2 separate regions of the Homo sapiens genome follow, and region 2 is linked to region 1. A link is an interaction called in ENCODE POLR2A ChIA-PET data of the cell type or tissue named here. Cell type or tissue: MCF 10A. All regions are shown on one strand. Links, peaks and the distances in the headings refer to the core of each region. The heading gives the core; the rest is flanking DNA. Region 1 has its middle 27 kb from the start of LNCAROD. Region 2 overlaps LOC124902426 (a long non-coding RNA gene).

Region 1 (2,825 bases), core at 25-2,524:
GTTTCTAACTTTATTGACTCACTTTGTATGTGAATTCTCTCTTTACTTATCTCCTAGTAAGCCAGTAATGGAAACATATCATCATAGGTCTATGCACCAAATTTTATGTAGAATGTCACTAGGGCATAAGATTACATGAAATTTTCATTTTCTTAATGTTTTATATAGTTTGATTTCAATGTAGATATTATACCTAGAATAGAAGATTTAAAAAATTAACATGAATTTTGGTATAATTCGCTTACTAAAAATACATATATGAGTAGGATGATATAATTTCAATTATTAATCTAAGTTATCTCAGGGTAAAATTAAACAAGATATTTCTTTCCTTTTTGGAAGGGGAATATTTGTATTTGTTGATATTTCATAATCATTGGATATGTATTACACATATAATGAGAAAAAAACAATTTCCATTACTACATGAACAAAGGGCAATGTAAGGCTATTACTAAGTTGGGTTAACACAACTGGTTCACTTTCATTTACATGAACCATTCTTTTGATGGAATATCTGAAGAGAGAAATGTGTGTGTTTGTAGTCCATTCCAGTTCTGGTTCTGTGCAAATTCTAATAAAAATGAAATGTAATTGATCCTCAAAAATATGATTCATCTATTTTAAGTCATCAGTCAACACACATTTAAATAGCAAATTGCTATTAAAATTCCTAACTTTAATGACTCACTTTTTATGCTTGTTCTCTCTTATCTCCTGGTAGACCAGTAAACATTCCACTAAGGTTCACAAATAAATTCTTCAGGGAGTAATGCTTGCGTGGTTCTTTAGCCAATAGTTGGCCCACTACTTCCAAGTCAACTGATGTTGGCATCCAACATGTTTTATTTTTCCAGCTAACAGTTGGATATTCATTTATTCATTTACTGAATGTTTAATGAGTATAGTGCTATGAATCAGGCACCACACTGTTTCCTGAGGATAAAGTGTGGAAGAAAAAGACATAGTCCCTGTCCTCCTGGAGCTTTTATGCTGATACAAAAGGCTGATACTGAACAAGTGACTACATGTTCTGTCAGCAATGTGGAGACTAGATGGGGAAAAGAACAAGAAGGGTGTGGAAGACTATTTGAAAGGGTATTTTTATTGTATTTTCGCTAGCATGAGCCAGCTAACCAGATAATAGCATGATTCATTTCCCCAGAGGGTCTATTTTATAATACACAAAGGAGTCACAAGGACATTCCTAACTGACCTCGGATGTTTTTTAATTAAAAAGAAGTTGCACTAGTTTACATGGAAAGCAACAGAGAGAGAAAAGTTAGGAGAAAATAAAACAGCCCCCTAAAAGATACACTAGGCGATGTAATATCACACAGGAGATTCTACTGTAGTTGCATCTTTAAAGAGCTGAAGTGGGGATGCAGGCATCTCAGCAAATTCTATTGTCATTTCAAGGTAGAAACTTACGAACCAACCTACCAGTTCAAAATTTAATTATATGTGTTTGTTGATTTTTGTTTTGGGAGGAACCAGAGGAGTGTTAGGTCAGCTGATTGATAGATGAAGTATGTAGTCCAATTTGTTTGTGAAGGGCTTTCTCTCCATAAAAATAAGCACCAATTTATTCTTCTCTTATTTCTGTAGTTTTACAAATTCTATGTGCTGAACATAAAGTCTTCATAATAATAGCTAACATGTTCTATGTGCTCGCTACATGACAGTAAAGTACTGTACTAAATATGCCATAATCAGATCTCTTAATCTGCTCTGAGATATGAAAGAGGTGCTATTTTTAATCCCATTTTTCAGATGAGGAAATTGAGATATTAAAAAAGTAACTTGCCCAAGGTGACAGAGCTACTCAGTGATGCAGCCAACCTCACAGCCAAGCAGTTTGAGGGTAGAACTTTCCACTACAATACTACATCCATGACATCATCAGAGGCATCACCAATGGCCCCATGACCATGACTGTAATCTATTTTAAGATTTTCTTTGTAAATTAGATCCACTCTTCAGAACAAATTTTGTGGCTTTTTATATTGGGAATTGAACCTATCAGTTTGAAGGTGTTAAATAAATATTAAATAATGGTCATAATAAAAAAAAATAAGGAAGCCCCAGATGCTCTGTGAGCAAAAGGAGTTTGAGTTATTATGCGCTGAGATACTTTAGCACAGTCTTCACAAAACAGCAACATATGAGCTCCAGTGCAGCCACATCAGCCACGGACTGGCTGTGATTAGGGTTTTTCCCTTTATAAGAGAAATACTTTACCTCCACATAGCACCAGCTATGGCTGCCTTAGTTAACTATTGTTCTTCTCTTTTACCCAGAGGCAACCTATGCCTATGTATGAAGTAGCTACTTGCACTGTGTGCCCCCCGCCACACATGTGTCCACTACATAAGAAATCACCTACTTTTACTATGTGAGGCTTTTATTGTTCGGCTCGAACCAATAATTGTACCACTTCTGAGATGACATGAGAGCATGCCAACTCCAGCCCAATATTGATCAAACTGACTCTGAAAATAGTTTATTGTTCTAGCAGCATGTTTCCTCTGGATTTGTATACAGATACCAAATCATTCTTATGAAAAAATTAACAGAAATAAAAAAAAAACGAGGGCCATGGACATCTGCAGGATCATCCAGAGCTCACTATTCCTGTGCTTTTGGAGACATCCACCTGCTGTTCCATGGAGGTGAGTGCTGTAATTCCCACCTTTCCCAGTGAATTAAACAAGTCTCAGGGCACCGGTTATCTGTGTATCCAAAGAATAAGGTGCTACCCACTGGCACCTGTAACTTCATCACATACTATTTTCTTAGGAAGAAAAAAATGACTAAAAGTAACA
Region 2 (2,825 bases), core at 225-2,724, 98 kb before region 1:
TCTTATCATCCTGCGAGGACTTACTCAGGGGAGTGCTGACCCAGTCTAACCCTATTTTGGTATTTGCCTTTTACAGAACATTCTCATTCTCTCTTGCTGCTATTTCATTCTCCCCCAAAATGCAGAAGAGATGTCTATTTCCTCTTTCCTTGTGGTGGGACATGACGGCCTGTCTTACGATGGTGTTTTAGCTCTGGGTAGACAGAACAAAGAAAATGTCCCCAGACTGAAATGTATGCCTTTCTCAGACCCATTCCCCAAATCTTTATCCAGAATTGGTTTACAGATGGTAGTACCTATTGCTTGTATTTGTTTAATTGGTTTGGGGTTTTTTTGTTTGTTTCTTTTGCCCAGTAAGCTTTCTCATCTCCCTCCTCCTGGAAACAGAACCCGCTCTCCTCACCACAAAAACAGTTCTTGGCCCATCACGAGCCCTTCCTTTCTGGCAGCGTGATTGATTCAAGGGTGAGAACAGCACAAAACAAAGCCAATCAGGGTCCTTCTGTGAGATCAATATATGGACCCTGGGGAAGGGGACTGTCTTTCTTCAGGAGTGGTTAAAACTGGGAGGATGTGATCTCTGTGGTCAGCTGCTTCCCTAGCACAGGGAGAGCATCCAAGAAGCACAGCAGAAACAAGCAGTGAAGACAAGGAGAGTCTGGTCACGTTGGGTTCCGGGTTCTGATTCCTGAGATAAATGAGATCAAAACACTTTGATACTTTGAGAAACAGAAGTCTGTTTTCCAGCTCTGTGATCCATAAATAATTGCACTTATTGTCATTTAAATACAACGTATGATGAAGAGCACCCTTCTTTACCAGGATTAGATTAGCAGTGCACAACTTTGATTCAGAAACCTTGTGTACAGAATAAAACTTAAATATCAGTTACATCTTTGGTAAATTATTCCTATGCTATCCGTACTTTTATAATTAAAGAAGAATTTACTTTTCTAGGCTTCAAATCAGGCAAAAGTTTCTCATGATTTAAATAATTGTACAGTCTACTATTTGTATCTGGTAGTTTAAGGTAGTTGTTAAAATTTGTGGCTGTAATCAACCCACAAATAGCAAGGAATAAATATATTTCCTTGTAGAGACTTCAGCACTTTGGGTTTGGTGCATGTTGGCAAGGAGGGGACATGAGGAATAGAGTTCTTTACTCTGACTTTTTTACAATCTCTTTCATTAAACACCCTGTGCATGACATTAAAAAAAAAAGTGTCCCTTGCTCTCTGTGCCTTTCCTGTTTAGCAAAAGTCGTCCCCAAAGATGTTATCAACTGAACAGAATGTTTTGTGTCTGGAGCTTAAGTCAGTGAGTCAAACGTTGTTGCAATGAAAATCATGATGCCATGCTGACCCAAACTCCCTGAGCTCCACTCTGATAACATGTAAGAAGATAAGTGGCAGAATGCCACAATATGTGTGCTCATGGTCCTGAAGGATGTGCCCAGAGATGTGTTTAGTTCTTGGGTTCCTTCCCACATGGCACCTCCTGCTGCAATTTATTGACACCAGATGTTCTTTGTATCAGTAAGACTTGTAGCAATGTCTATTTAAAGTTAAATGGAGTAATTGAAGCCAGAGCATCATACTTTGAATGAAGTAAATCAAAGCACATCACAGTCATAAAAATGCAGACTAGGGAAAGCATGAATGAGAGAAATCCATTATTTTTTTTAAAAAGCCAGACTAATAGAGACCAAAAAATTCTGATTAAAATTTATCATCTCCCACAACACTGATAGAAATCAATTGGTAACTGGTCAGAGCTCTGACGCCACAATTAGTGAGCATGCCTCACTATATAAATTAGGCAGAAGTCTTTTGTCATAATGACCTCCTTCTCCACGACAGCTCATGGAAAACAATTCTGCATTTGGATCACTGTGGGGATCAGATGCAAAAACTCTGGCTAATGATAAGAGACATGGACCTGCAGTCTAATCATTTTACTAACATAATGCTTTAGACAGAAGTTTTAACAAGTCAAGGCTTAACTAATGATTGATGGTAGGAAATGGAGACATGTTTTAAAGTCTGATGTAAAAGAAAACTAAGACAGGAAGGACAGTGTGATTAGAATGGCTAAAAGCAGACCATGAGCATTAATAAATGTGAATTTTAATAGGTACAGGTCTGGCAGCCAGCAGACAGCAAGACCTTAGACTGACTGAAAAGAAACGAGAACTTTTAGTATTGCTCCTACTAAATTGAATAATCAGAGGCAATATAAATATACCAAATTATAACAGTAATTCAAAAGTACAGAAATCAAAGCTATGAAGATTAAAATTATAACATGTGAGCATGGCAGGATAATATTTTAAAGAAGTTGGCTGTTTTCCTTTTTAAATTTTTTGTTCCAGTAATTTCCCACTATCTCTTGCCTCATGCAGGCACAAACTTGGCTCTGTATTCATCACTTCAGTGAAAGGATATGTCAGAAAACAAAGCAGAAGCAGCCTAAAAGTCTCTGCCTTTTATGCTCCAAAAAACTTAAATTCCTTTGGAGAGATTTTAAGGATTTAGAATAAAATGTGTAGAAAAAAAAAAAAGAAAAAAAATGGTGTCTCATGCCCATTCCCATCCTGACTAGAAAAAGAACCCCCTGGGTGGAAAGGAAAATAGAAGAGATAGTAAGGAAGCAATGAAAAAGAGAAATTGTAGGGTCTTTGAGAGAGGGGCCCTGTGCTGTGATTCCAGAACAGGATTCTCGGAGTGTGGCTTAGGGAAGGCAGCAAATCATCAGTGACAGTAAAGAACATTTGTGTAATGGGTCCAGGCAGACGGAGTCCTGCACGGGCATGGAGAGTTTCTACT

What was found. ChIA-PET counts read pairs that join two places held together with the same protein. Peaks named below come from ENCODE experiments on the same cell type or tissue, not always from the same donor. Only the 100,000 strongest peaks of a DNase experiment are listed, where the experiment ranks them.
Region 2: POLR2A ChIA-PET joins it to region 1 with 6 read pairs; 2 of 35 experiments call an interaction of 5 or more read pairs at or near these places.

The regions. Positions count from the first base shown.
Region 1 is chr10:52,441,842-52,444,666 of GRCh38, reverse strand. No RefSeq gene overlaps it. Among named protein-coding and RNA genes, the nearest start is that of LNCAROD, 27 kb to the left of the region's middle. In MCF 10A, for the core only: no CTCF peak of the experiment used is centred there; a DNase peak (open chromatin) is centred at 1,056.
Region 2 is chr10:52,539,841-52,542,665 of GRCh38, reverse strand. All of the region lies in intron 1 of LOC124902426 (a long non-coding RNA gene), which reads right to left. Among named protein-coding and RNA genes, the nearest start is that of LNCAROD, 71 kb to the right of the region's middle. In MCF 10A, for the core only: no CTCF peak of the experiment used is centred there; no DNase peak of the experiment used is centred there.